4 separate regions of the Mus musculus genome follow, and regions 2, 3 and 4 are each linked to region 1. The links are chromatin contacts, found by POLR2A ChIA-PET in ENCODE. All regions are on one chromosome and are shown on one strand. The core of a region is the stretch at or near the end of the contact, and the rest is flanking DNA. Distances in the headings are between cores, read along the strand shown. Region 1 holds the start of Rpl27 (ribosomal protein L27). Region 2 holds the start of Ramp2 (receptor (calcitonin) activity modifying protein 2). Region 3 holds the start of Rdm1 (RAD52 motif 1). Region 4 holds the start of Tmem106a (transmembrane protein 106A).

Region 1 (7,243 bases), core at 1,216-3,715:
ACATTTTTCTACATACTTAATTTTTTCTTTAACAATCAACATTTAGCTAATTCATACTGACTTCACAATTAAAAGTAAGTTCCAATAAAATGAAAAAAAAGAGTTTAAAAATGTTTTTAAAAACTGGTAGGTAGGGGGGCTGGTGAGATGGCTCAGTGGGTAAGAGCACCCGACTGCTCTTCCGAAGGTCCAGGGTTCAAATCCCAGCAACCACATGGTGGCTCACAACCATCCGTAACAAGATCTGACTCCCTCTTCTGGTGTGTCTGAAGACAGCTACAGTGTACTTACATATAATAATAAATAAATCTTTAAAAAAAAAATTAAAAAAAAAACTGGTAGGTAGGAGAGAGCAGGTGAAATGTATTCTAGAATTGGTAGGTGAGGGAGCCTGGTCTATTCATCACCTTGGGAAATGCTACCTCCTGCTTCAGAAAATATTTTAATTGGAGCCAGGGATGGTGACCCAAGACTGGAGTCACAGATAGAAGAGGCTGAGTCAAGAGGATTGCTGAGTTCAAGTGCAGCTTGGGGTAGACAGTTTAAAAAAAAATATAAAACCATTTTTAGCCAAGGAGTGGTGGCGCACGCCTTTAATCCCAGCACTTGTGGGGCAGAGGCAGGAGGATTTCTAAATTCAAGGCCAGCCTGGTCTACAGAATGAGTTCAAGGACAGCCAGGGCTAGACAGAGAAACCCTGTTTCAACCCCCCCCCCAAAATATTTATTGGATACAGAAATGCAAGTATAATCCAGATGTGGTTCCAGGACTCACGAGGCTGAGGCAGGAGGATCACTGAAAGCTGGATTCCAGCCTAGGCTATAATGTGACTTCCAAGCCAGCTTTAGCTACAGAGTAAGACTTTGTCTCAGAAATTAGTGCCAGCAAAGTGGCTTAGAAGTGGAGAGCACTACTGCTCTTCCAGAGAAGCCCAGTTCTCTTCCTAGTACCCACATCAAATGGTTCACCACAGCCTGTAACTCCAGCTCCAGGAGATCCAATGTCTGTGGCCTATGTGGGCATCATATTCTCACACATACCCACATATCAACATACACATAACTGAAAATAAGTCCTTTAAAATGAACTGAAAAGGGGGCTGGTGAGATGGCTCAGTGGGTAAGAGCACCCGACTGCTCTTCCGAAGGTCCAGAGTTCAAATCCCAGCAACCACATGGTGGCTCACAACCATCTGTAACAAGATCTGACTCCCTCTTCTGGTGTGTCTGAAGACAGCTACAGTGTACTTACATAAAATAATAAATAAATCTTTAAAAAAAAAAAAAATGAACTGAAAAATATTGAAGTAATAATAAATAGGGGCTGGAGAGATGATGGTACTTAGAGCAGTTTCTGCTCTTGCAGAAGATCTGCAGAGAACCCAGGCTCAATTCCCAGCACCCACACAGTGACTCACAATCATCTGTAAAACCAGTTCCAGGGCATCCAACATTTTCCTCTGACCTCCTTGGAGAATAGACACTCATCTTGGTGCATATACATACATGCAGGCAAAAAAGCAAAATACTCATACAAAAAAATAAAAATAAATCTATCGAGGCCAGCCTGGTCTACAGAGTGAGTTCCAGGACAGCCAGGGCTACACAAAGAAACCCTGTCTCAAAAAAAAAACCAAACCAAACAAAACAAAACAAAATCTAAATCTCAACATATATGTGTGTATATATATATATATATATATATATATATATATATATACAAATATATAATATATATTTTAATTTAAAAATATATTTTAAAAGCTAGGAGTACCACATGCTTATTGTAGTCAATATCTGACATCATCGGGTTGAATGTTGGAGATAAGGATACTGTCTGATCTTTTCCATTTTTCATTTTTCATCTAACTGTGCGCGAGGAGGTCATTTTGTTTCTTTTTTTTTTTTTTTTTTTTTTTTTGGTTTTTCGAGACAGGGTTTCTCTTTATAGCCCTGGCTGTCCTGGAACTCACTTTGTAGACCTGGCTGGCCTCGAACTCAGAAATCCGCCTGCCTCTGCCTCCCAAGTGCTGGGATTAAAGGCGTGCGCCACCACGCCCGGCTGTCATTTTGTTTCTTATGGATAATAATTTTAAATTATTTAAATTAAAATAAATTGTAATTTATTTACCTATGGAAGACAGAGTCTATGTAACCTACGTTGGACTAGAACTGGAACTCTTGTCTCAGCCCCTCAAACGATGGGATTACAGGTTTATGCAGCACACACACACACAAACACACCCCCGCCCACCACTGACACACACACACACACCCACACCCCCCCACACACACACCCCCGCAAAGCCCGGTCTTACAAAGCAAAACTGTGAATTTCAGACTCTGTCCTCCTCCTAGTGGCAGAGTAGGGGACTACAGCAATGAAGGGGACAGAACAGAGCTCACATTCAGGTGTCATCCTCGCTCCTCCCTCCACACGCCGGAACCGGAACGCTCTGTTCCTGTCTGCTGCTCGTGCTGCTAATAAAGCTTGGTTCAAAAACGCAGTGCCCGACCCTCCCTGACGAGCTCCTTCCGCCAACAACTTTGACCACCAACCGTGGGGCATGGCTGGGCCTGGGAGGCGGGACAGGAAGTGAAGCCACCTCTCCGTAAGGTGAAAGGTTAGCGGAAGTGCCCTCCTTTCCTTTCTGCTGGGTGCCGGCTGCCTGCTGTCGGTGAGTAAAGGCCTGGAGAGGGTCTTGCAATCCGCCGCCATCGCGGTCCCGGGGTCGGGTTGCTGGGCTCATTCGGACTCTGAGCCTCTGGCGGCTTCACGGGGAGTCGCATCCCTCGAGCAGGACCTCCGGGCCGCGTGGCGGAGTCGGCAGCGGGTGATCTAAAGTCGCGGGCCTACGACCGGGGCTCGCAGGTAGACGTCGGCTCCGGGGCCTTCCGCTTTACACACTTGTGAGCGGCTCCTTCCTTGTCTTTGTCTCTGCAGAGATGGGCAAGTTCATGAAACCCGGGAAAGTGGTGCTGGTCCTGGCCGGACGCTACTCCGGACGCAAAGCCGTCATCGTGAAGGTACCAGACCCCCGGGGCTCTTGAGACTGCTTGCATGTGCGGATTTCGGCTGCTGGATAAGATGAGCCGGATGGGAATTTAAGATCTGTCCTAACAATAGGCACTGGCGAATGCATAATGGGTAGTAATGGTGGCCACTGTGTATTGTACATATTACAGCTGTGGTGTATAGTTCTTGCAGTAACTTAATTTCCGGCACTAAGGTTTCGAGGTGTTAAGTTACTTAAGGTCAAAGTAATGGGTGCTGCAGGCAGCTGAGAGGATGTAGGATGGGAGACACTACTTACACTTAGAGAGCATCCCCTGGGTGTGTTTGAGCGTTTTGCTACTTGCCTCTTACCAGTTTTATAAACCCTTGTGGTCCTAGCCACAAGACCACTGGCCTCTCCAGCTTCCTGCTCCTGTCATTTAGCTAGAACCGGTTAGTTAGGCTGCCCGCTTTGCAGTCTGGGCTTTAACCTTAACTAGCTTCATGGGGGAAGGTGTTAGGGGTCACTTTGAGTGTTAGCCTTGATGGACTTCTAAATCTCCTTGTGACAGGAGTCAACACTGGCTAACTCAGAGTTACTGTCCTGTTGACTCTTAGCATTAAAGGAGTAATCTAGAGATGTGGAGGGTGTATTCAGTAAACATAGTTTTACTAAGATGGGGCCGAAGCAGTAACGTGACTTTTCTTTTTCCCTTTTCTCGTCTAGAACATTGACGATGGCACCTCGGACCGCCCTTACAGCCATGCCCTGGTGGCTGGAATTGACCGCTATCCCCGGAAAGTGACAGCTGCCATGGGCAAGAAGAAGATCGCCAAGCGATCCAAGATCAAGTCCTTTGTGAAAGTTTATAACTACAACCACCTCATGCCCACAAGGTGAGCCTTCCAGAAATGGAATTGCAAGTTCACATCCTCCTCTGAGGAAGAGGCAGCCTTGTGGTTGCTGTGGAACAAGAAAGGGCCATCATATTCCCTTGCTCTTTCCTCTCCCGCCCCTGGGATCGTCTTCCCTCCATCTTGAGAATGCTAAGCTTGTATAACTGTAACCCAGCAGATACAAGACCCTGGGTTTGACCACAGCGCTGTTAGGGGAGGGGAGTAGACTTGATAGAGTCTGTAGTTCATTAATCTTTCTGCATCCGTTTTTGTTTGTCTTTTAGCACAAGGCTATCCTCACATTCGGAATCCTGTGTTCTGGGTTTCAGGTGTGAGCATCCTGTCTCAGGTCCCTTTCGTTTTCTGTTCTCCAGCTTGCCCTTATTAAGTGCAGGTTGCTGGATTTGTCTTCTAGGGTACGCAGGACAGGGTCTGGTCTGCCTTCCCTCACCTTTGTACGAGATGGTTTTCTTTGGGCTGTGAGACAGCTTAGGGCCTGGTGTTGGTGACCGGAGTTCAATCCCTGGAACCCGAATAAGGGTGGAAGGAGAGGGCTCTGTGCAGTTTTGTTTTGAACCAGGATAGAAAGAAAGCTTAGTCATTAGGATACTTACTTTTGTGGAGCTGCTGAGTTTAATTTCCAGAACCTGATGATGTTAAAAGGTTCCAAGCTGCTATACTCCATCTCCAGATCAGACACCCTTTTCTGGTCTCCAGAGGGAACCTGTACTCGTGTGTACGGAAACACATAGTTAGGATTTGTTTTTTCCCACATAAGTTCAAGGCTAGCTTCCACCTGCCTCTGTTGAGTGCTGGGATTAAAGGGATTTGGCACCACCACCCAGTTAAATTGTTTTTCTTTGGGTGGTTTTGGTGTTTTGATGGTGGTGTTTTATGTATGTAGATGTTTTGCCTGTGTGTATGGAGGCAGCATTAAATGCTAAGAAATCCTAGGTGCTGACAGTTGACTACTGTACACCCACCCCACCCCAATCTCTGTGGTAATGCACAGTTAGGATCCTAGCATTTAACAGGCTGCAGCAGGTGGATCTTCCAGCCAGAGCAGTACGGTGACAGGTCTTTCGAACAGTCTCTTTATTACCCTTGAAGAGACTGTGAGAATTGAGGGGTCCTAAGCTACATTTCTTGGGACCCGACAGCATGTGTCGTCAAGATTTGTTGCTGGGGCTGTCTGACTCTTAGGGTCATGCAAGTTCACTCAGCTCAGGCTAGTCTGAGGTCTCAGCTCAGCCCCTGGGGTGCTACAAGTGTGTGCCATACCTGGCTAAGGAAAACCTAGCTGGAGAGACAGCCAGATATTGCATTGAAGGGAAGGTCTGGTGTGGTGAATCTTACCTCTTAAAAGGAGTTTCAGAAATTTGAGGACAAAATGAGAATTTCCAGGGAATTGCATGAAGGTGTAGCATGGCTTCCATAGACATTCCTGGCTATGCTGCTGAGGGTTGTAACCTGACCACACCAGATGGTCAAGGAATTAATTGCCTTCCTGGTATCCCTAGCTGATCTTGCCTCTGCACTGTTAACCCAGGTACTCTGTGGATATCCCCTTGGACAAGACTGTTGTCAACAAGGATGTGTTCAGGGACCCAGCTTTGAAGCGCAAGGCCAGGCGGGAGGCCAAGGTCAAGTTTGAGGAGCGGTAAGTGGGTCCCGTGTTCCTTGAATACAGTTACTGCTTCCTGTCAAAGAATTTGTTTTCCTGTTTACTTTTTCCTGTGTGTCATTTGTTTATTTTTTTCCTTTCTAGATACAAGACAGGGAAGAACAAATGGTTTTTCCAGAAGCTTCGCTTTTAGGTATATTTTTGTTTTGGTCATTAAAAATTAAAAAAAAAAAAATACAAGTGTCTGCCTATTGCATTTGTGTGGGAAGAGACTGGGGAAATAAAACAGGTGTGCTGTTGTGAACCTGGGCTTGGTAACCATCTGATGGCTTGACGGCCTCCTAGAGGAAAGTGAACATTTGCCCATGAGCTAGCTGTTCCTGGCATTTTTTTTTAATTAGGTATTTTCCTCATTTACATTTCCAATGCTATCCCAAAAGTCCCCCATACCCTCCCACCGACCCCCACTTTTTGGCCCTGGCATTCCCCTATTCTGGGGCATATAAAGTTTGCAAGTCCAATGGGCCTCTCTTTCCAGTGATGGCCGACTAGGCCATCTTTTGATACATATGCAGCTAGAATCAAGAGCTCCGGGGTACTGGTTAGTTCATAATGTTGTTCCACCTATAGGGTTGCAGTTCCCTTTAGCTCCTTGGATACTTTCTCTAGCTCCTCCATTGGGGGCCCTGTGATCCATCCAGTAGCTGACTGTGAGCATCCACTTCTGTGTTTGCTAGGCCCCGGCATAGTCTCACAAGAGACAGCTATATCTGGGTCCTTTCAGCAAAATCTTGCTAGTGTATGCAATGGTGTCAGCGTTTGGAAGCTGATTATGGGATGGATCCCTGGATATGGCAGTCTCTAGATGGTCTATCCTTTCGTCACAGCTCCAAACTGTGTCTCTGTAACTCCTTCCATGGGTGTTTTGTTCCCAATTCTAAGAAGGCACAGTGTCCACACTTTGGTCTTCGTTCTTGAGTTTCTTGCGTTTATGTTCCTGGCATTTTCAATGAGAAACACAAGTGTCCTCAGAAGCAGGGAGTTTGCAACCAGCCTGGTCTACTGCAGTTGGTAGACAGAGCCAGTCTATATGATAGGTTTCAGACAGCCAGGGTGATAGTGAAACCTTGCTGTGAAGCCACTCCCACCCCTTACCACATGGACACATTCAGAAAATACAAGTATGTGGATGGTACTCAGGCAGGCAGGTGGATCTCTGAGGCTGAGGCCAGCCAGTGTTGCATTGTGGCACCATCTCTGAAGCATAAGGGAACAACTTCAGGTGCTGGCTAGTGCAGGGTTAAGGAGTTTTGTCCAGGGTACTTTCTGTCTTGTCAGTGCTAAATGACTCAGTGAAAGATTCATTAAGAGAAATCCTGGGGGCTGGTGAGATGGCTCAGTGGGTAAGAGCACCCGACTGCTCTTACGAAGGTCCAGAGTTGAAATCCCAGCAACCACATGGTGGCTCACAACCATCCGTAACAAGATCTGACTCCCTCTTCTGGTGTGTCTGAAGACAGCTACAGTGTACTTACAAATAATAATAAATAAATCTTTAAAAAAAAAAAAGAAATCCTGAGGCTGGAGACACTGGTGGTTCAACAGTTCAGAACTCTGCACTTAGCCAGGCAAGGTGGCGCACGTCTTTAATCCCAGCACTCGGGAGGCAGAGGCAGGCGGATTTCTGAGTCCGAGGCCAGCCTGGTCTACAAAGTGAGTTTCAGGGCA
Region 2 (7,243 bases), core at 3,273-5,772, 200 kb before region 1:
GTGTACTCGGCACATTTATGGAGGCCAGAGGACGACTTGTAAGAGTCAGTTCTCTCCTCCCACCATGTAGGACCCAAGGATTGAACCCAGATCATTAGGTTTGTCAGGAAGTGCCCTGACCTGCTGACCTGCCAAGCCATCTCTCATCACCTCCACTAAGTACATAATTAATAGCAGAAGTGAGATTGGAAAGGAAGAGTAATAACCCATAAGGAGAAAAGCAAAGAACGGTGCAAATGGTGGCAAAGCCAGCTAGGTCCCTCATGAAGCTTGCACTGCTTCCAGTTGTCATGAGACATAGCTTCTTGCAATTGGAAGCTGAGGTCTAAAGTCCCCCCTCCCCCACCCTGTCTGCCTCAGAGAACCCTCGCCTTCCCAAGAGACCCTTAGTTACCAGGATGCACCCAAGGACTCAGTGAAAATATCTGTCATGGTTTGAATATGCTTAGCCCAGGGGGTAGCACTATTTGGAGGTGTGGCCTTATTGGAGTAGATGTGTCACAGTGGATGTGGGCTTTAAGACCCTCATTCTAGCTGCCTGGAAGTCAGTATTTTGCTAGCAGCCTTCAGATGAAGATGTAGAACTCTCACCACCTCCTGCACCACATCTGTCTGGATGCTGCCTTGCTTTTACCTTGATGATAATGGACTGAACCAATAAGCCAGCCCCAATTAAATGTCCTTATAAGAGTTGCCTTGAGCCAGGCAGTGGTGGCGCACGCCTTTGATCCCAGCACTTGGGAGGCAGAGGCAGGCGGATTTCTGAGTTCGAGGCCAGCCTGGTCTACAGAGTGAGTTCCAGGACAGCCAGGGCTACACAGAGTAACCCTGTCTTGAAAAACCGAAAAAAGAAAAAGAATTGCCTTGGTTACGATGCCTGTTCACAGCAGTAAAACCCTAACTAAGGGAACATCCAAATACCCAACTGCTGTGGAAAAATGGGAGAAGCGACATCAATAGGCAAGAAAGATCCCAGACTCTACCCAGCTCCCACGTTGAGGAATGACTATTACATTTTGGTTTTTTGAGACATGATCCCAGTGGTTAATCCTGACTGGCTGGGAGCTTTCTTTATAGACCAGGTTGACCTTGAACTCTCAAGAGATCCACCTGCATCTGCCTCTGAAATGCTGGGATTAAATGTCTGTGCCACCACACCTAGCCACGAATGATTTTAATAGGCTGCCCCCTTTGTGGCAAGGTGAGCATGGAGATTCCTCAAAGAAATCAAATAAAAAAATGTGACTCATATAATCCAGCTTTCTCACTCTGGGGAATAGCCCAAAAGGTCCTGTCACATTAGCCCAGTCATATTTGCACATACATGTTTATTGCTGCACTGCTCACAACAGCCAAGAAATGGAACCAGCTTTGGTTTTCAGCATAAACGAATTTTTTAAAGTGATGTAAGTGTTGGCAAGATGGTAAAGCCCTTGCTATACAACCCTGACTGCCTGACTTCAATCTCCTGAACCCAAGACAAGGCATAAAGAGAGAATTGGCTTCTGGCTTCCACATGTGCGTGGTCGGAGGGACGTGCCTATATCCCCCACCTTCCCAATAATATAATAAAGGAAAGGAAATGTCATGTCATGGCAGCTCCTGAGTGCCTGAGTGTCTCTAAAACAGCAGCAAAAACAACAATAAAACAAAAGAAAAAATAATAAACAAGGAAAACATGACACATACAGGGAGAGTTTTATTTGGTCAAAAACAAAACAAAACAAAACAAAAACAAACAAACAAACAAAAACCCTCATGTCATTTGCAGGAAAGTGGAAGGAACCAGAGATCATCATGTCAAGCAAAATAAGCCAGGCTCAAAAAGACAAATATCCGATGTATTCTCTCAACCTTAGTATCTAGATTCACAGAGAGAGAGAGATAGAGACAGAGACAAACAGAGACAGAGAGAGAGAGACGGAGAAGAGGGAGGCAGAGAACAGAGCAGGGGGGGGGTGAAATTAGAAGGAAGACTTAGTTTTCTATTGCTGTGATAAAACACAAAACAAAAGTGAACTGTGGAGATATCTTGATTTCTGAATGTCAGCGAGATATGACAGGTGATAAACATCTGCTTTCCCAAACACACTAAGTGCTTAAATCTAGAAAAAACAAACAAACAAACAAACAAAACATTCTTTGGAGGGTCAACATCACAATGCAGATTTAACTCCAAGTCCCAGTGAAAAATTGCTCTTAATACCAAGCTACCTGTATTTTTAGCCCTTTGGTTCTAAGACCATTTTACTAATGAAGATGCTGAGGTCCAATGACAGGGAAATGATATGTCCACAGAGAGATAGAGGCTGGACCTGGTCAGTGTCCGCCTCCATGTTTGGTGGTTTTACCCACTAGACAAGCTATCCCATTTAAAACCACATTTACTTTTGTCACCTTTAACCTTGACCCTGATGGCACCCAACACACACCAGGCTCTGGAACTTCTGGTCTCATGCATTGGAAATGTCTTCTATTTGCTTTCTGCTTCTCCTTTCTCACCTCTCAACCTTTCTTTCTTTCCTCCTGTCTCCCCCTCAATCTCATGGCCCAGACACTTCCTCCTTGGCCAAGTTTCCTTCTTGAAAAGGGCAGGCCCCGGGCTGGGAAGGAACTCAGTGGATGGAGAGCTTGCCTAGCATGCTTGGGGCCCTGGATTTTATTCTGCACAGCATCAACTGGGCGTGTCTGTGAACTCTTGTCATCCCAACACTCAGAAAATGGATCAGGTAGATAGGAATTCAAGGTCTTCCTTGGCTCTGTTGAGGCAAGTTGGAGCTTTAGGAGATATTGATGCGGAAGGAAGGAAGGAAGGAAGGAAGGAAGGAAGGAAGGAAGGAAGGAAGGAAGGCAAGCAAGCCCAGGGAGTTAGTGGTTAAGAGCATTTTCTGCTCTTGTACAGGAGGAAGTTCAGTTCCCAGCATTCATATCAGGTGGCTCACACTCCCCTGCAACTTCAGCTCCAAAGGACCCCCGTACTCTACTCTGGCTTCTTCAGGCACCTGCACACACACATACATATATGTGCACCCACACAAGGTGACATACATTAAAAAGTATTTAAAATGTAAAGAGTAAAAGGGCAATTCTCTGAAGAATTCTTCCATTCTTGGTCCCCAGTTTGAAGTGGCTCTGAGGCTACCTGGTTCTCTGCACCTCTGATCCTTACCAACAGAACTTTGAGGTGTTCAAAGGGCTACCCCTACCCCTTATAGCTGCCTATAATTAATTCCAGCTGCCTGTGGCCAGCTGGAAGTCTTGCAATGCTTTTTTTTTTTTTTTTTTTTTTTTTAAGGGAGGACCATAAAAGATAACTTTGGTGGACAGGAATCAGTAAACTGGGACAACAGCAACAGCTGAGTTCAAGGGTCAATGTCTGGGAGTAATTGGGAAAGTTTTGCGCTGACAGCTGTGTGCCTGGAGTTGAAAAGTGCGGCCAAACAAGCCCCTGGGCTAATTCAGGCTAATGGCTGGCTGGCCCAATATACAGCAACAGCTGAGTTGTGATAGCTGGCAGGGTCCCTGGGGGCCCAGACTGAGCCTTTGGGGCTTCCCAGTAAAACGTGACCTTAGCCAAGTCACTCAGGAAAGGAAAAAAAGAAAACCGGCTTCTCTTTCCACAAAGGAGATTCCTCCAGAGCAGGAGGAGAGCAAGGTCCTAATAGTGCATGAGAAAACAACGGACAACCGTATAAGACTCCAAGGCTGTAGAGCTGGGGAAGGTAGATTTGGGAACAGAACTTTTCAGTTCAAGTCCTGGGGTCTCTCCTTGAGCTTTAGCTGCCTCCTCCTCTATAAAATAGGTGATGGTGATAATATGCTTGCTTGCCTTGGGGCTGAGGTTCCAGGAGCAGCAGCAGCAGCAACAGCAACCACCACAGCAACAACTCACCTCAAACACTAAGAAGCACATTGGAAGTTCTAGTATCTCCCTTCGCTCTAGCAACCTGGGTAGCCATTTTCCTGGAAATGTAGTCAACTTACTTTTTGCACTCCAATATCAGGTTTGTGGGTAAAGGTCTCAGAATTTACATTGAAGGGGGTTTATTTAGACTTTAACTCCTCCCTACCCTGCTTCTCAGACCTTCTTCCTTTCTCAGTAGAGCCAGGCCCCTCTCCTCTCCGGATTTTGGCAGACATCAGTGGGTGTTCCCTGGGAAAAGAAAGTGGGGCGGGCGCAGCTCTTGACGCCGCTTCCCCCAAACTCCCCTGCCTCAGATACCCAGGCATCGGAGGCCTTTGGAGCTCCCAACTGCCTCCTTCTTCCCCAGGTCTGGGACGGCAGCTGGTCCCCACCCCTCCGGTGCGAGAAGGAGTGAACGACTGGAATCCTTCGGCTGATGCTGGGAGACTTGAGCTAGTCCAGGGAGGGAAGTGGATCGCAGTTCACGGGGTACAGGGGGAGCTGTCCAGCCCCGCAGCCCGAGCTGGAAGCGAGAGTGGGCCAGGGCGCTCCGGGCCGAGCGAGGCGCGGGTGCGGCAGTGACTCCCCCTGCAGCCCGCCCCCCACGTGGCCGCCGCCGTGCCAGCCCCTCCGAGGAAGCGGCGCAGCTTCCTGCGGCTCGGGCCGGGGATATAGGCGCCCCCGCCCGGGCCAGCTCAGCTCCGCTGCCCCTCCTCGCCATCTCACCCAAGGCGTGATGGCCCCGCTCCGGGTAGAGCGCGCCCCGGGTGGATCTCGGCTTGGTGTGACCCGCGCCCAGCGGCCGACAGCGTTGTGCCTCCCTCCGCTGTTGCTGCTGCTGCTGCTGCTGCTGGGCGGTGAGCACCGTGTCGGGCCCGGGTGGGAGATGTGGGAGGTCCGGGAGGGGAAGGGGCCTGGGACATCGAGGCCAGCACGGGACCACCCTGCGAGTACCAATCGACGTGCGGAGCACCTCTGAACTGCAGATGGGTCCTGAATACATCTCTGGGTTGGCGCAGGCCGGCTACTTCCCACTTAATGCTGCTTCCTACTTAAAAGCTGGGGTGCCTGCCCAGACCGGACGGAGAGGTCTTAGGAGGTTCAGGACTGATAAAGAGGGAGGGGGCTTTGGACCAGGATGTGATTGGGACGCAGCTGGTACCAGCCGCTCCCTTCCCTCAATAGGATAATCCCATGGGGGAGGTGGGGAGATTATTCCTCTTTATGTTCCAAAGCAGTGCTGACTTCCCAGGGCCTTGGTCACTACCCGTAAACAGGCACCACTATTCAGACCTCTCCCCACCACTATTCAGGCCTTTCCTTTCATTTCTTTATACAGCTGTCTCAGCCTCTCCGGAGTCCCTGAACCAATCTCTTCCGGAGTCCCAGAATCAATCTCATCCCACTGAGGACAGCCTTGTGTCAAAAGGTGAGTGCCTAAGTCTGTGGGAGAGTGACCTAGAGGGAAGGATAAACCCAACACGGGAGGAATCCTTTCACAAGACAACCTGAGGACCAACTGATGCCCTCTAACCTCTCTGGTGTCTCTTGGGGTTCCTATGGTCTTTCTCCCTACCACACAGGCCAGTGTCTTGCCCCAGTTGGGTAAGAAGGGCAAGACTGGGTGTGTGTGGATATGCTTTCAGGGCTAGGAAAGGAAATTCTATGCACATGATTGCCATTACAGGATCCCTGAGGCACTGAGTCCTGAGAGAGAATGCTCCTCTTAGTCACGAGTGTCCTGCTAGGGAACTTTTCAAAGGGGATTCCCTTCTCTGAAGGCAGAGGACTGTACTTTGGAAATACCTGGATCGGAAGGCTTGGAGGGAAGGTCAGGGGTGTGGTCTTTGTGAAGCCTATGTCCCCACAGGGAAGATGGAAGACTACGAAACACATGTCCTACCTTGCTGGTATGAGTACAAGAGTTGCATGGACTCTGTCAAGGACTGGTGCAACTGGACTTTGATTAGCAGGTAGGGGCAGTGTTGAAGGATGGATGGCTCAGGCCAGGAGTTGGACCTGTTCCTTGTGGGCGGGAACATCCTTCTCCCTGTGCCCATCCATTCCCTCACTCAAACCCCCTACTGCTTCCCAGGCATTACAGCGACCTGCAGAACTGCTTGGAATACAATGCAGACAAGTTTGGGCTGGGCTTCCCAAATCCCTTGGCAGAAAACATCATCCTTGAGGCTCACCTGATACACTTTGCGAACTGCTCCCTGGTGCAGCCCACCTTCTCTGATCCCCCAGAGGATGTGCTCCTGGCCATGATCATAGCCCCCATCTGCCTCATCCCGTTCCTTGTTACTCTTGTGGTGTGGAGGAGTAAAGACAGCGATGCCCAGGCCTAGGGTCCATTTCTCAGCAGCCATTTTTCCCCCCTTTTCCCTGCTGGAACCAGGAATGGCGCTCCTCCCCTCCCTACCCACTTACTCTCATCCTTCCCACAGACCTGTGGATTGGTGGAAATGGCAGCAAAGGGGACTCACGACACAATGTTTGTAGTCTTTAAAATAAAGTTATGTTTTTGTACAATATTGCCTTCCTAGTGGGGTCAGTATGGATGATAGTCCTACAGGGCATCATTACTGGGCAACAGAGCTTGAAGAATCTAGATGGCCCTGCTGTTCAGTTCAGTTCAGTTCACCTGCCCTCCGCCTCCACTTGAAGGCCATGTTCCTATACTTTTTCCTCCCAGGGAGGGGCCTTTCCTGCAGCTATCCAAACCCAGCTCCAGGAAATGAGCAGGAAGAGACTCCCTTCCGGCCTGGACAGCAGCTGGGGGCCTGTAGTTGGGAAGGTGTGGGAGGAGGGGCAAGAAAGCTCTACAGTAACTCCTGCAAGGAAGAAAGGCTACCCGGGAGCCCAGTGTTGGCCTTTCTTCGTGCCTCGGTTTACTCTAGAGCTAGAAAGAAGAAATATGATTACCAACAGGAATTAATCCGTACGAATCTCAGGCTTGAGGCTGAAGGCAATGGGGCTGGCGGGTGGGGGGTGGGGGGAGATTCCTTTACAGGATTCTACTGTTCCCCCTCTAGTAGGTTCCTGGCCTTTATCCCACATTGTCTAAGAGATCCATCATGGCCACACACTGCCCCCTGGTGTCCGCTAAGATCAACAACAAGACAACGTATAAAATCTAAAAGAAGTAGCCGGGAGTGGTGGCGCACGCCTTTAATCCCAGCACTTGGGAGGCAGAGGCAGGCGGATTTCTGAGTTTGAGGCCAGCCTGGTCTACAGAGTGAGTTCCAGGACACAGAGAAACCCTGTCTCAAAACAAACAAACAAACAAACAAAAAACTAGAAGAAGCACCAGGCTGAGAAACACGGGGTGGGGTG
Region 3 (7,243 bases), core at 2,148-4,647, 190 kb after region 1:
CACCGTGGCCATAAACAACCTTACTGTGCCGGTGCTAGTCACCACTTTGTGCCAACCCCTCCCGAGCAGGTGCATGCTAATGAAGTGTCGACAGGCTGACCAATCCCAGGAGGACACATAGCCCTCCCCAGTGTTGGGGTGTATATAAGCAATCCTCCCTGGGTGTCCGGGGTCCCCGTAGCAGCATCGAGACATTCCTGCAATAAAGGCTGTTGAGAAGAATCCGACCATGTTGTGTCTTCCTTGCCGGACCAGGTAGGCACGACACTGGGATCTGTAGTAGGAGGCCAGCCATTGGCCTACATGAACCGAGTATTTCTGGAAGGCAGGCTGGGTCTGAAAGAGACTTAGACTGCAAGAAAAAATAAGGAAGCCAAGACAAATATTTCTCTGATCAAGGCCCGCAAGTTTATTAAGAGAGTGTGCTTATAAGGGAGACGGCCCATCCCCCCCGCCAGCCTGTTCTTGGTGCCTAGAGCCAGCCCATAGGTGATCTACAGGGTGTGTCTCTGGACTGTCTCAAGGACCTTTCAGCAGGAAGCAGAGTCTTGGAGAAGAGCAAATAGAGCCATCAAGGTCAGAAGGCTCTACCCTAGGTAATCTCCTTCTTAGTGGCAGCAAGCTCAAAGTCTGGATCAGCCTGCTTCAAGGCTGAGGGAGGCTACAACTGGGGAGATCTGAAAACTTGCTGACCCATTGTCCTTGCTTCAGGCCAGGTGGCAGGGCAGCTTCTAATGGCAGGATAGTTTCTAAGTGGCTGCCTGAAGCCTGAGGTTTTCTCTAGTAACTAACTTACCTGGACCTGCCCAGTTCTTAGGCCTAGTTTCCTAGACTGCCAATCTGAAGCCTGTCATGGAGTCAGCCTGTCTCATAAGTAGTGTATGACACTGTCTGGGGGAGGCATGAACAAAGCCCTCTTTCATCCCAGAAAAAGCATTGACAATACATTAAAGAAATGATTTCCCCTAGTCTAACTTGGTGAACAGGTGAGTTTATTGGGGTTATGTACAGGAGCAAGGTAGTTACTTATAACAGCATGATGTACGGCCAGAAAGTCCAGCTTCATGATACCTGCACTCCTGGAGCTCTCTGAAAGAACTCACAGGCAGCTGGGCTAACTGGGAGAGTCTCCTCTGCTGAGTAATGGTTACTGCTGCTCACACAAGGTTGAAGGAAGGGCTTTGGTTTTTTTGTTTGTTTGTTTTTTTGTTTTTTGTGGGTTTTTTTTTTTTTTTTGGTTTTTTGAGACCGGGTTTCTCTGTATAGCCCTGGCTGTCCTGGAACTCACTCTGTAGACCAGGCTGGCCTTGAACTCAGAAATCCGCCTGCCTCTGCCTCCCAAGTGCTGGGATTAAAGGCATGTGCCACCACGCCCGGCTTTGTTTGTTTTTTGTTTTTCTTTTTTACAGGGTTTCTCTGTGTAGCCCTGGCTGTCCTGGAACTCACTTTGTAGACCAGGCTGGCCTCGAACTCAGAAATCTGCCTGCCTCTGCTTGCTGGGATTAAAGGCATGCGGGACCACGCCCGGCGGGGGTTGGGGGGAGGGCATTATGACTCCTGAAGGTTCCTGAAGCTTTTACTTCCTGAGCTTTGTTTGTTTGTTTGTTTGGTTTTTCGAGACAGGGTTTCTCTGTGTAGCCCTGGCTGTCCTGGCACTCACGTTGTAGACCAGGCTGGCCTCGAACTCAGAAATCTGCCTGCCTCTGCCTCCCAAGTGCTGGGATTAAAGGCGTGTGCCACCACGCCCGGCTTCTTCCTGAGCTTTGTAAATTTTATTCACTTCTTGTGCCTTTTAGATTTTTTTCTTACATTTACTTATGTATGAATGTCCACACACACACACACACACACATACGTCATGTAAATATGTATGCCACAGGTGTTCCTGCTGGCTCCTCTAGAACGAAGGTTAAAGATAACTGTGAGCCACCATCGGGTGTTGGGAATCGAACCTGGATCTTCTTCCAATCTATAGAACGTGATGACCCTGCCTCAAAACAGAATAGCGATATATTTTTAGATAATGTATGATATGAAATTTAATATGATTAGGGAGTTCCTGGCTGACCCATGCCAAAGTGCCCCCTTGAGAAATGACGCCAAGCAACAGATCTGGTGGGGAGTTATTTGGGGGAAGAGAGGGGAGGGAGGGCTTGGAGAAGGGGTTGAGGTAGATGAACAGATAGGCAGACAGAGGGGAACAGAGTCACGAGGGCAGAGAAAGCAGGGGACAGAGAAGGAGAGAATGGGGGCTGGGGCCAGAGACCGCAAGGAACACGTGGGAACAGAGAGAGCTGGAGTGGTGAAGCAGTCGTTATCACCACACCTGAAGAAGCACCATAAGCTGGTTGCTTGATCCTAGGGAGGAGCCTAGCGGAATCGCCTGTAAACTAATAAATTAAGCAGAAAATCGAAAGGCCCCTTTTCCTCAAGGACCTTTTGTTGTGGGTGTGGTCTGAAAGACTGCGAAGAAGAACCTGGTTGTATCGCAGGGAAAGGTCAATACGTCCCCTCTGCGCCCCGGTTGCGCTCTACAGCGCAGAAGCGGAAAAAGCAGTCCAGGTTCGAGCTTTCGGCGCGCTTGGGCGGGGCATGCAAATAACTGCTCTGTGGAACTCTGGGAGCAAAAACAAAAAACTGCAACCAAAACTTCTCGGCCTCCTTGAATCTTACAGGCTTTTCGTGGCGTAAAGGTGGTGTACTCAATGAAGAGGAGAGTCTGTGTTGGCTGCATGTTTGAGTCGGTTGGTTGGTGACTGTGAATTAAAGGTGTGGTCGGTGTTGAGTGTATGGGGCGTGTGGGCGTAGTTCGGTATCGCTTCTCGGCCTTTTGGCTAAGATCAAGTGTAGTATCTGTTCTTATCAGTTTAATATCTGATACGTCCTCTATCCGAGGACAATATATTAAATGGATTTTTGGAAGTAGGAGTTGGAATAGGAGCTTGCTCCGTCCACTCCACGCATCGACCTGGTATTGCAGTACCTCCAGGAACGGTGCACCCCCTCTGGGGAGTAAAGTTGGTTTTAAAGTCAGAGCATGGTGATTGTAGGGCAGTCCAGCTTTTTAAATATGTCTGTGTTTTCTTCTTCTTAACTTTCGTTAGTTTGTATCCTGATTGGGTTGTGTACACGATAACTGAGTTCTCGTTTGCGCCAGAGCTGGAGAGATGGCTTAGTGGTTAAGAGTACCGACTGCTTTTCCAAAGGCCCTGTGTTCAGGTCCCAGCAACCACATAAATAAATAAATCTTAGGAAAAAAAAAAAGAAAAAAGAGTGTAGCACTGGAGCTAATGTGGGGTGGAAACATTTTAAATATGTGCTTTGTGGGAAGTTTTAAGGAAATCGTTAAGCTCCGCCCTTTACTTGTGAGGGTTTAAATTTCGCGGTAGTAGCTTGCGCAGGCGCACTGGCTTTACCATGGCGGAGTTGATCTCTTTCGTAGTTCCCACCCAGAGCGACAAAGTTTTGTTGGTGTGGGATCTGAGCACTGGGCCCCCAGCCGAAGCCTTAAGTGTGAGGGGCTGCGCGGAGAGGGCAGGGGAAGGGAGTGGGGGGACAGGAGGCGTGGGCCCCGCGTGGGCGCAGAGGAACGGGGAGCCAGCGAGGGCTTGTCTCCTCCTTAGATGAAGCCCCAGTGAAGGGAGTGCTTCCAGCGGAGAAGGGCGGGATCTGGGCTTGAAGTGAGGTAGGGGGTCAGCACTCACTGGTGGGCCTCCCACAGCATTCTCTGTTCACAGTGTTCTCTCAGTTTGGCCTTCTGTATTCAGTCCGAGTCTTCCCGAACGCTGCAGTGGCTCGTCCTGGTTTCTACGCCATCATCAAGTTTTACTCCTCGCGGGACGCACAGAGAGCCCAGAAGGCTTGCGATGGGAAACCCCTTTTTCAGACATCACCAGTGAAGGTGTGTGCAAATGCAGGCTTCAGGATAACGTTCCGAGTTCTGCAGTGAGTAGCTAGAGACTCTGTGGTGCCCTGATTCACCCGGTGCTTCCAGATGCGTTTTCACTGATCCTCTGGCCTCAGGTATCCTAGGTGATGGTTAGGTGATAAAAGGTTCATCATGAGAGTAATTGTGGTCAAACCCAAGAGTTCCAATGAAAATCCCATGTCGTATGTTACATTTACATTTATTATTTACATTATTTATAAACATTTTCTATTTTATTTGGACTTAAAATGTGTTTGACCAACTGCCAGTTTTAATATAATGGATGCTTTATTGTCATCACTGTAAAATAGAACTTCCTTCAGGTTCCAGAGGTGGGGAAAGCATCCTTTAGTACATTGTAGCCTTCATTCCATATTAACATAGAACCCGTTCCCCCAGAGCCTCAGCACATCTCACCATGTTTCTCAATTCCACCACCTGTCCTTTCAATTTCTGATTGGCCACTTTTGATGTATCAACCTGCTGCTGACCCAGCTTCTTATTCTTATCCATATTGCTTTTTTTTTTTTTTTTTAAGATTTATTTATTATATGTAAGTACACTGTAGCTGTCTTCAGACACTCCAGAAGAGGGCGTCAGATCTTGTTACAGATGGTTGTGAGCCACCATGTGGTTGCTGGGATTTGAACTCTGGACCTTCGGAAGAGCAGTCGGGTGCTCTTACCCACTGAGCCATCTCACCAGCCCCCATATTGCTTTTCTTTTCTTCTCCCTTGAACCTTGATTAAATCTGAGAACTGCAGTTAGTAGTGACCCCAAGTGAATTTTCTCTACGTCCATACATGATGCAAGACCTTTTTCTATCTTAGATCACCCACTTCCAGGTCCTGAGGTGATTTGCTTGCCAGTCATTCTTTAAGGAATTTGATTGGTATGTTTCTAACCTATGGCCACATCTCAGCCATTTAGATACTGTATGTGGAACTGGGAAGATTACAAAGTGGTGAGTCTCCCGTGCTCTTGAAACAGATCATTTAATAAACTTTAGGTTCTGATAGAGTGATGAAGGATATGTTAACAATCACAGATTACAGGGCTAGAGAGATGGCTCAGTCATTAAGAGCACAAGTTTGATTTCTAGCACGCACAGGATGGCTCACAATCAGTTCTAGTAACTGCAGTTCCAAGGGATCCCACACTCTCTTCTGGCCTCCAGACTTGCACTCCCAGGGCAGTGGTGGCACACGCACGCCTTTAATCCCAGCACTTGGGAGGCAGAGACAGGTGGATTTCTGAGTTCGAGGCCAGCCAGGTCTACAAAGTGAGTTCCAGGACAGCCAGGGCTATACAGAGAAACCTTGTCTCGAAAAACCAAAAATAAAACAAAAAACAAAAAAAACAATTCAAGGTACTATTGGGAAGTGAGAATAAGTGGATGAGGGAATTGGAGTTATGAAGGGGTCTCAAGAGCCAGATCAATAATAATATGCAAGTATCATGGAAGTGGGTGGAGAGGTAGCCAGATTGGCATAGAAAGTAAAGATAGATCATTTCATTGCTCAGCTATTCAGGTACTATTTTAAGCACAGGTTAGCCTTGTACTGGCTGTGATCAGAGAAAGATGATCTTGAACTTCTGATCTTCCTGCCTCTCTACCTGACTGCTGGGACAGCAGGAGAGTGTCCCCATGCCCTGCTTATCCTGTCCTGGGGTTGAATTTAAATTTTCATGCGTGCTAAACAGTTCTTTACCAATTGTTCTGTCTGTCTCTCTTCTCTCTCTCTCTCTGGATGGCAGGTTCGTCTTGGAACCAGACACAAGGCACTGCAGCATCAGGCCTTTGCTCTAAACAGCTCACGATGCCAGGAACTGGCCAATTACTACTTTGGCTTCAGTGGATGGTCGAAAAGGATCATCAAGGTAAACCAGTGTGCATCTTTCACTGACAACACTCTCTGTTGCACATTGTAATCCTAGACTTCAAGGAGGCTTTTACAGGGCTATGGGGAGGCTATGTCAGGGGCCAGCTATGGTGAGGATAAGTCAATGTGCTTGACCTGGTCTAGCCTTGAGAGTTAGGAATGCTCCTCCCAGTTCATTGGCCAAGTCCTAGTTTCTCCAGTGTTTGCCTATTTAGTAAGACATGGCTGATAGACTTTCATTTACAAATCCTACATGCTTTTGAAGCTGCAGGGTGCTCCAGCTGTTAGCAGGTATTTGGGGGTTAGGTTTTTTTCTTTCTCCATTGAGTTCTCCAGCAAGCTGGGGCTGGGGCTGGGGCTAAGTAATGGAGAGCTTGCCTAGTCTAGTTGGGGAGAAGCCTCAGACGTGGTTCTCAGAGAGAAGGAAATCCTAGGACTTGCATCCAACCCCTCCCAGCTGCAGGAGCTCTCCGGACTGGAGGATGCAGCTCTCGCTGTGCCCATGCAGAAGGGGAGCCCCCAGTTCCTCTGCGCTGTAGAGGTGGTGCTGCCCCCCTACGGATGCAGGAGCCCTGGGGTTGGCATCTCTGAGGAGCCTCTGCGCCAGCTGGAGGAAGGTATGTCCTTGGCTCAGGGAGGGTGGATATGTCACGGATCTGTCTGTCTCTCTGTCTCTCTGTCTCTCTTCCTTCTCTCCACTTGTTGTCAGCTACTAGCCAGGCCCTTCCGAAGCCTAGGCTGACTAGACTAGACTGAAGTCTTAGGCAGAATTGTTATGCCTTGTAATAGGGACTTTCACCTTAAGTGTACGCATGACAAACCCTTTACATTTACAACAGGACTGCCCTCCTGCCCAGAGGCTTAGGGGAGAAATTGTGTCCCCAGTTTTTGGTCAAGGACTTGCTTTAGGTTGAAATAATTGGCCAGAGTCCTTTATCTTCGTCTTCAATTATCTCAGAAAAGCCCTGCTCTAGGACAGGAGAAATGGCTCAGTGTGTTAGCCTGTACTTTTGTTGTAAAGGAATTCTAGCCAGCACTCGGTTCCGGTGGCTGAAACACCTGTCTGCAGATCCAGTAGGCTCTGACACCTCTCTTTTTTTTGTTGTTTGTTTGTTTGTTTTGGTTGTTTTGGTTTTTTGAGACAGGGTTTCTCTGTGTAGCCCTGGCTGTCCTGGAACTCACTTTGTAGACCAGGCTGGCCTGCCTCTGCCTCCCAAGTGCTGGGATTAAAAGCATACCTGGCCGACAGCTCTCTTGTGTACACAGAGGGACAAACAGACAGACCCATCATTTATTGTTATCTAAACAGTGCCACAAACTTTTGTATAGACAGACACTCAATCCTCTGCCTTGGAATGGAATGGCTGGGCTAGGTAGAAGGGCATTGTGAAAAGCCACTCCAGTTGAAGTCAAGGTTTTTTTATAGGCTCCA
Region 4 (7,243 bases), core at 2,955-5,454, 140 kb after region 1:
GTCAGTGTGTGGTTTCTTTTCCTTAACTTCAGCCCCCAAGTCACCAGTGCAAATGGCAGTCCTTCTGTCTGGATTGGCAATTAACATGGCAAGGACTATGTGTAGACAGTCTCTTTAATGAACACACAGCCTGCCCGCCATTTCCTATCATTTTAATTAATTAAGCTACTCTGGGAAAAACAGGAAAAGAACCTAAGATTTGTTGAAGACTGCATGTACAAAGTTGCTGTTCTACAACAACGTAGTGGACATACTACGGGATAATAAGACACACATTCCTGTCAAACAACTGTAGGGAATTGGCAAAGTATATACATTTCCAGGACAGGATAGGACACTGTGCTAGTGCATCTCCACCTACTGGGACTGAGGCTCTTGGGAGTTAGTATCTGAAGCACAAAGCAAGTGTACCCCAGAAAAGTAATGCTGGATATGATAGCGCTCACCTATATTCCCAGCTACTCAGGAAGCAGAAAAATTGCAAGTTCAAGGCCAGCCTGGGCTACATAGTAAAACCTTTTTTCAAAATAAAATTTGAGAATATAAAACCATAAAAAGGTACAAATGTAGTTTAGTAACAGTAGAACTCTTGCTTAGCACCCTAGGTTCAGTTACAGGTCTTGTCTTCTCCTTTGGAGATAGAGTAGTGTAGCTGGAAGAGTTGTGAGTGAGCGGATGATGGATTGATCTGAAGAGGAGAAAAGACCAACTCTAAGTGCGGGGGTTTTATTCTAAGACATAGAAGGGGAGGGTTGTTGTGTTGTTATGGGTTTGTTTGTTTGCTTTTGGAACAGAGTCTCTACATATCTCTGGCTGTCACTGTAGAGCAGGCTAGCCTTAAACTTACAAATTCATCTGCTTCTGAGAGCTGGGACTAAAGGCTCTACACCTCCATTAACAGGAAAGAGATAGGCGCGTGAGGACCTGCCGGTGATTTAAGTGATTAGCAAAGGAGTGCAAGGATAAAGCTCAGGCTTTAGCCTAGGTACTCAGTATCACGCATCTCAGTGAATAAAGGTGCTTGCTGCCAAGCCGTGACACCCGGAGTTCCGATCCCGGGAAGGAGAGAACTGACTCTCACAAGTTGTCCTCTGGCATTCACATGAGCACCCCACACACAAACATACAGTAAAATGCATAATAAACTGGGCGTGGCGGCGCAAGCCTTTAATCCCAGCACTTGGGAGGCAGAGGCAGGTGGATTTCTGAGTTTGAGGCCAGCCTGGTCTACAGAGTGAGTTCCAGGACAGCCAGGGCTACACAGAGAAACCCTGTCTCAAAACTAAAAAAAAAAAAAAAAGCATAATAAATACACCCCCAAGTAAAACAAGTTTATTACTTGCCAGTTTTCTTAATGTTGAATTTACAACTTATCCAGGTTAAAAGTAAAGTCATGCAGCATGCAGTTGGCTGTGTACACCTCCATTACAGAGGATGGATTTGACCTGAGGCTGAAGTTTGAGAGTCATTTACATACAGGTTCTAGCAGGAGCTGTGTGATTGGATAAGATTATCCAGGAAAAATAAAAGGCAGAAGCAGCCTTTTAAGTATCAAAGCAACAGGATTCTACTAAAACAGAACTTAGAAGAAACAGGGCCACTGCTGCAACTTGGGGAGGTTTATAAGGGATCAGTAGACAGTGCTAAATGCTGCAGAGAGCTGTGACCTAATGGTGAGGAATTTGACAATTCAAGTATGCCTTGCTAGCTACGTGGGGGAAGGAAGGTAAATATTAGTCTACATGTCTACACTAGGCAGAAGGTGGTGTTTATAAAAGAGACTTAAGGTTGGCAAGCCTAGCAGTGAAACATGTTATCAGTACAAATGAGAGGAAAGATTTCTGAGGTAGTAATGGTAAAGAGAAAAAAATGTGCCAGACGTGATGGTACCATCCTTTAATCTCAGCACTTGGGAGGCAGATAGATCTCTGTGAGTTGGGGGGGGGGGGGGGGTTGTTCCTGTAAACGGGTGTTAGCTTCCTCTTAATGAGATCACTTCTGTTTTGAGAGTAAAAAGTCAAAAAGACTGCCCAAAATATAATTTCACAAGTCTACGCCCATCTTACTTGCTATCTGGTGAGGTTCTGTCTCAAGCCATCCTCAGGAAGTCTCTCTTGCTCATATTTGCTCATTACCACTATTTTATGTTAAAGTCTTCGAGGCTTCTCGTCATCTTGCTCTTCAATTATTACTTGGCTGAAGAATGGGTGGTTTTGTTTGTTTGGGGTTTTGGATACAAGGGCTCATTCTGTAGCCAAACCTATGTTCTTCCTCCAAGCAGGAATCGCAGGTGTGAGCCACTGTGCCTGAGCGCGCTGCTTTCAGAAAGTCCTCTGAAGCATCCTCTGTCACCCTCTCCTTCAGTTACGCACACACATAGTCAGCAGCACTGTCAACCCCATTGACTTGTTAGGGAAACAGGAAAGTTGTGCCCTTGCATCTGATCACCCAACACTTTGAATAAGGAGGAAACACTAGGATGACAGTGTAATACAGATTTGCAAAGAAGCAAATTATATAGAAAAATGTCTCCTTGTCTCTGCACAGCCCATCGTTTCTGAAGATCAGACCACAGCCCTGATGGCCCATCTCTTTGAAATGGGATTCTGCGACAGGCAGCTGAACCTAAGGCTGCTGAGAAAACACAATTACAATATCCTGCAGGTTGTGACAGAGCTCCTTCAAGTGAATAACAACGACTGGTACAGCCACCGCTATTGAGGACTGACCTTGTATTAAATAACTGCCTGCCGCTCAGAGGTGGTCTCTCTGCTGTCATTGAGTGTGGGTGGAAGCCCTTGCTTGCTTTTTAATCTGATGAATCTATGTCTCTGAATTGTCAAAACAGTACCTGTTACAGTATTTTTTGGAGCAAATCAAAGGCCAGAACTTAAATTTTCACTGTAGAAATGGGATGAATGGTAGGAAGACAGTTTTCAACTCAGCTGGACAGAACTCTCGCCGCTGTAGTCCGTGGAAGCGAGTAACTTGGACTTCCTTAGATCGCTTTTCCTTCTGCTTGTATTGAAATTGAGTATTTTCCTTTGGTTCATGTGGATGTTTTTAATGGGCTGTTAAATATTAGTTTGGTTTTTGTTTTTTAAAGATTAACCTTGAATGTTTCCAAGAATTATTCACCTAGTTTCTATAACCAATCGCAAGCCTCATAGCTACATAAAGACAGCAGATCAAGAAAGTCATGTTCCTCAAAGACTTAGAAATGAGGAACACTTTGCTTTCAGAAGGCCTAGCAGGAACCTGGAAGGACAGGAGGCATTCGGGTTAACCCACAGCACCCACTGAGCAGTGTCTGTCAAAGTAATTTTGCATAAATTTTATTTAAGGAGAATCCTGGGTAGTGTGAAATATTTTGCTAATCCTATGGGGGGGGCACCTGTTACAGAAAGGGAAAGTTAGTAGTCGTCCTTTTACTGACTGTCACAGTGGATTGGAAGGACAAGCATGTGCAAATACTCATCTCAGTAAGGTCGGGTGTGGGTGAAAGGACACAGAACTGCTGCTGACTTTCCGAATGTGTGGAATCCCCTTGTGAGGTATCCAGCCCTAGAAAGCCGAGAACAGGAAGTAATGCTTTGGGGCTAACCCACAGAAAGGTTAGTTTACCATTAGAATAGATGGGAAGAAGGCTCTGTCAAGAGTTCTAGGTCTCATTTAGTTTATAAAGGGAAGCTTTGGGTCCAGATGGTGAAAGAAAAGGCAACACAACACTAAAGATTTTATTCATGTTTGAGAAAAGGTATCTGAACTCCAGCTCAAAGGGGATAGTTAAAATAGTATTATTTAACTTAGTTGGTATTTATAATAAATGGCGATCTTAATTACTCATAATATGTTTATTTACAATCTAACTCTTGAATGCTTCTAAATAAACCACAATTCAAACTGCAAGCCAACCAAGCTGTTTATTGTTTAAAATGTTTTCCTGGGGTTTGGGGTAGAGGCAGAGCCCCATGATGTGAGAAATTGGGTATATTTGGAGGGACCTGTCCATCTAGGTCCAGTTTTTCGTTCCGTTGTACTTGCACGTAGCAACTTAAAAGAATTGTGAATACGTGTTATTTGAAACTCGTACCTGAACTAGTTTGGTCCTGGCGATAGCAACATTTGTCCTGTGAGACTCGCAGAGCCGGAAGTGTCTTCCAGTGGCCTCTCAGGAGGAGAGGGCGGGGCGGGAGCGAGGGGCGGGGCCGAGCCCGGCTTGGACTCCGAGCTTGTGTTAAATGTGCAGCTCCCGCAGTTTCGATTTTGCTGAGGGCGTTGTCACCTGGTAAGGCGTCCCTGGGACCCCATCTCTTTACCCTTTTCAAAGCAAGAATTCAGAGACGTTTGGGCTTACTCAGCGCCCAACACGTTGTTGCCCAAATTTGACTAACGGCCAGTGAGGTGGGATTTAAAATCCTTCCTCGATGAAATCCTACCTTTTCCTTCCTTGCCTACCATAGCAGAATCCCCTAGTAGAGAGGACTTGACCCTCCCGGTAGACAAGAGTCCCTGCTCCCCACTTTCAACACATTGACTCTCTCTGGTCTCCGCTGAATTGAGCTGTTCAACTCCACCCTACCCTAGAGGCCCTTCTCCCCAAAGGAGCATTCCAGAAAACCCAATCTTGGAGCTGAGCAGAGCCTGGAATCCCAGACCTAAACCAGGTGAGTAAGGGTCTTTATTTTAGCCCAGGAAGATGTGAGTATCCTAAGGAGTTACTGCGTCATTCAAGCCACTACTCAGGGATTGGGGGCAAAGTTCAGATTTGGCCTTGACCTTGCCTTAGGAAGAACAGACTCCGAAGTCTCAGAAAGCAATGAATGGATCAAGGCTCCCTCCCAGTCCAGTTTCACAGGGTTTCTTAGCCACAGCTCTTTTTTTTTTTTTTTTTTTTTTTTTGGTTTTTTCGAGACAGGGTTTCTCTGTATAGCCCTGGCTGTCCTGGAACTCACTCTGTAGACCAAGCTGGCCTCGAACTCAGAAATCCGCCTGCCTCTGCCTCCCGAGTGCTGGAATCAAAGGCGTGCGCAACTCTGACCCCTTAAGCCCTGCTTTTCCAGCCAAACTCCCGAATAGAAAGAAGCCTGCCTTCTACACTCCCAATCAGATTTCAGGCCTATCTGCTCTGGGATTTCTACAGAGTAATCACTTGATTAGAAAAGACAAAAGGACCCTTCCATAATAGGAAGCTGTGCTTCCCGCTCCTAGTCCTACCCAGCTTCCCTGTCTTTAAAATAAAGGACAGCTCAGCTTTTCCTGGTTTAAAAAAAAAAATTCTACATTCACTTGCAGAAATCCCTTAAAGTGAAATAACTTCTGCTTTTCTTTGATTTCCTCTGAATTGAACTCTTACTTAAAAAAAAAAAAAAAAGAGTTCCAAGGCACCTCCCAAACTGTTCTTCCCTAAGCAAAAGCTTCTTAGATAATGGTAGGGCTTCTTGGCAATCTTAAAAACTTAAAACCTCACATCAGTGCTAACAGGTTAATAGCTCTGAACCTTGTTTTATTTCTCATTAGTGAAAAATTCCGCTGGACTATGGGTAAGGCAGTCTCCCAGCTCACCTCTCGGAAGGATGAGGACAAGCCTATCCTACCTGATAACCCAGCCATGGCCAGCCAGGCTGCCAACTACTTCAGCACTGGTAGCAGCAAGCCAGCACACTCCTGTATGCCTTATGAAAAGGCTGCTAGTTCCAGCTTTGTGACTTGTCCTACCTGCCAAGGCAATGGGGAGATCCCCCAAGGTGAGTAGCCCAAGGCTCTGGAAATACTCTAGAAACCAGGGAGCGATCCGGATCTGCCCCTCCACATCTCCTGGAGTAGGTAGACCTCTCCTACGTATGCAGTCTCAGGCTGGCCAAGAAGGACCCAGGTCCTGCTGTGGTTCTATTCCCCAGCTCCTAGAGGAAAGTTTCGTGTCTGTCTGTTCCTCAAGCCAGTGTCTTGGGATTTGGGAAGTTAAAAATGACCTTTTCAAGCCAAGCGTGGTGGCGCACACCTTTAATCCCAGCACTCGGGAGGCAGGGGCAGGCGGATTTCTGAGTTCAAGGCCAGCCTGGTCTACAAAATGAGTTCCAGGACAGCCAGGGCTATACAGAGAAACCCTGTCTCGGAAAAAAAAAAGGACCTCTCCAAAGGAACAGGGCCACCTCTGACTTTGTAGTGACTCAGTGTGTCTCATACCTGGTTATGGAAGTCCCATTCCTCTCCGAGCTGAAAGCTGGGCTGTCAACTTCAATTTTGACAGTGCTCCCAATCCTGCCATGGGACAGAGGCATCGTGCTCCTGGCACTGCAAGATGGAGTGGAGGGGCGCTTGAGGGAGGCTGGCACAGGAAATGTTTGTCATGGGCACTCCTTGGCATTCTCTCTCTCTTTCTCTCTCTCTCTCTCTCTCCCTCTGCAGAGCAAGAGAAGCAGCTGGTTGCTCTCATCCCTTATGGAGACCAAAGGCTGAAGCCCAGACGCACGTGAGCTTCATACATCCCTTAGGGGCTGCCTTACCTGTCTCCCCTCTTTAGATCTCCCGGTTTGTTTGGTTTTTTTCCATTGGTTTTCATCTAGAAGCCCGAGTCTTACTGTGCTCAAACTTACACTACATTCGTGTTTCCAAGGATTGTTTGTTTAAGAATGATAGTAATAGTATTAGCGGCTGGGATTGTAGCTCACTGATAGTGTGTTTGCTTAGCCAACATGCACGAGGCCCTGGGTTTGATCTTTAGCAATAAAAAGCCAATGCCATAGTTTTGCTAATTAACTTTGTTTCATAATGTAGGTGACATATGTTAAAATATCATGCCCCGTAAATATGTACACTTATATGTCATTCAAAATATAACATAATATAAGGCAGCATGGATCATAGCTAAGGGATAGCTAAGGCCATTTCATGGCTGTACAAGTCCTTCCAAGAGAGAATAAATCGCCCTGGTTGCCGCTACTTTTGCTATTGCAGTTTATGTTTCTTTCTACGAGAGATTGAAAACAAGCTGCTCAGATCTCTGTTCTGGACCACTTTGGAACCTCAGAAGCAGCCCTGGGCTTCAGTGTGGTGCCCATGATCCTTTATGTGGTCAGCATCCATTTACCATGGATCCCCGTAACCTCCTCCAAAGACCCTCAGCTTCTACCTGAGAGCTGTTGCCCAGCCTCCTCCCCAGCCACTGTACTAAAAGTACATCTCCCAAGAGATGGCTCAGCAGGTCAAGGTGCTTGCTCTCTAGTCTATAACCTGAGTTCAA

The links. ChIA-PET counts read pairs that join two places held with the same protein, here RNA polymerase II (POLR2A).
Region 2: POLR2A ChIA-PET joins it to region 1 with 10 read pairs in embryonic stem cell. The contact joins the promoter of Ramp2 here to the promoter of Rpl27 in region 1. POLR2A ChIA-PET finds 5 or more read pairs at or near these places in 3 of 5 experiments (Patski and embryonic stem cell).
Region 3: POLR2A ChIA-PET joins it to region 1 with 17 read pairs in embryonic stem cell. The contact joins the promoter of Rdm1 here to the promoter of Rpl27 in region 1. POLR2A ChIA-PET finds 5 or more read pairs at or near these places in 4 of 5 experiments (Patski and embryonic stem cell).
Region 4: POLR2A ChIA-PET joins it to region 1 with 15 read pairs in embryonic stem cell. The contact joins the promoter of Tmem106a here to the promoter of Rpl27 in region 1. POLR2A ChIA-PET finds 5 or more read pairs at or near these places in 4 of 5 experiments (Patski and embryonic stem cell).

The regions. Positions count from the first base shown.
Region 1 is chr11:101,439,780-101,447,022 of GRCm38, forward strand. It overlaps Rpl27 (ribosomal protein L27), which reads left to right and starts at 2,466. Exons shown (of 5, transcript NM_011289.3): 1 at 2,466-2,677; 2 at 2,944-3,026; 3 at 3,722-3,891; 4 at 5,441-5,551; 5 at 5,660-5,817. The coding sequence starts at 2,946. The coding sequence ends at 5,708.
Region 2 is chr11:101,241,812-101,249,054 of GRCm38, forward strand. It overlaps Ramp2 (receptor (calcitonin) activity modifying protein 2), which reads left to right and starts at 4,523. Exons shown (of 4, transcript NM_019444.2): 1 at 4,523-4,761; 2 at 5,244-5,333; 3 at 5,775-5,877; 4 at 6,000-6,439. The coding sequence starts at 4,641. The coding sequence ends at 6,255.
Region 3 is chr11:101,624,552-101,631,794 of GRCm38, forward strand. Rdm1 (RAD52 motif 1) reads left to right here and starts at 3,398. Exons shown (of 7, transcript NM_025654.2): 1 at 3,398-3,513; 2 at 3,722-3,901; 3 at 5,687-5,809; 4 at 6,269-6,428. The coding sequence starts at 3,418. LOC115487916 (a small nuclear RNA gene) reads left to right here and starts at 2,815; the gene lies at 2,815-3,005.
Region 4 is chr11:101,578,038-101,585,280 of GRCm38, forward strand. It overlaps Tmem106a (transmembrane protein 106A), which reads left to right and starts at 4,205. Exons shown (of 9, transcript NM_144830.3): 1 at 4,205-4,288; 2 at 4,588-4,667; 3 at 5,521-5,747; 4 at 6,409-6,472. The coding sequence starts at 5,540. Nbr1 (NBR1, autophagy cargo receptor) reads left to right here. Exons shown (of 24, transcript NM_008676.3): 24 at 2,548-3,914. The coding sequence ends at 2,721.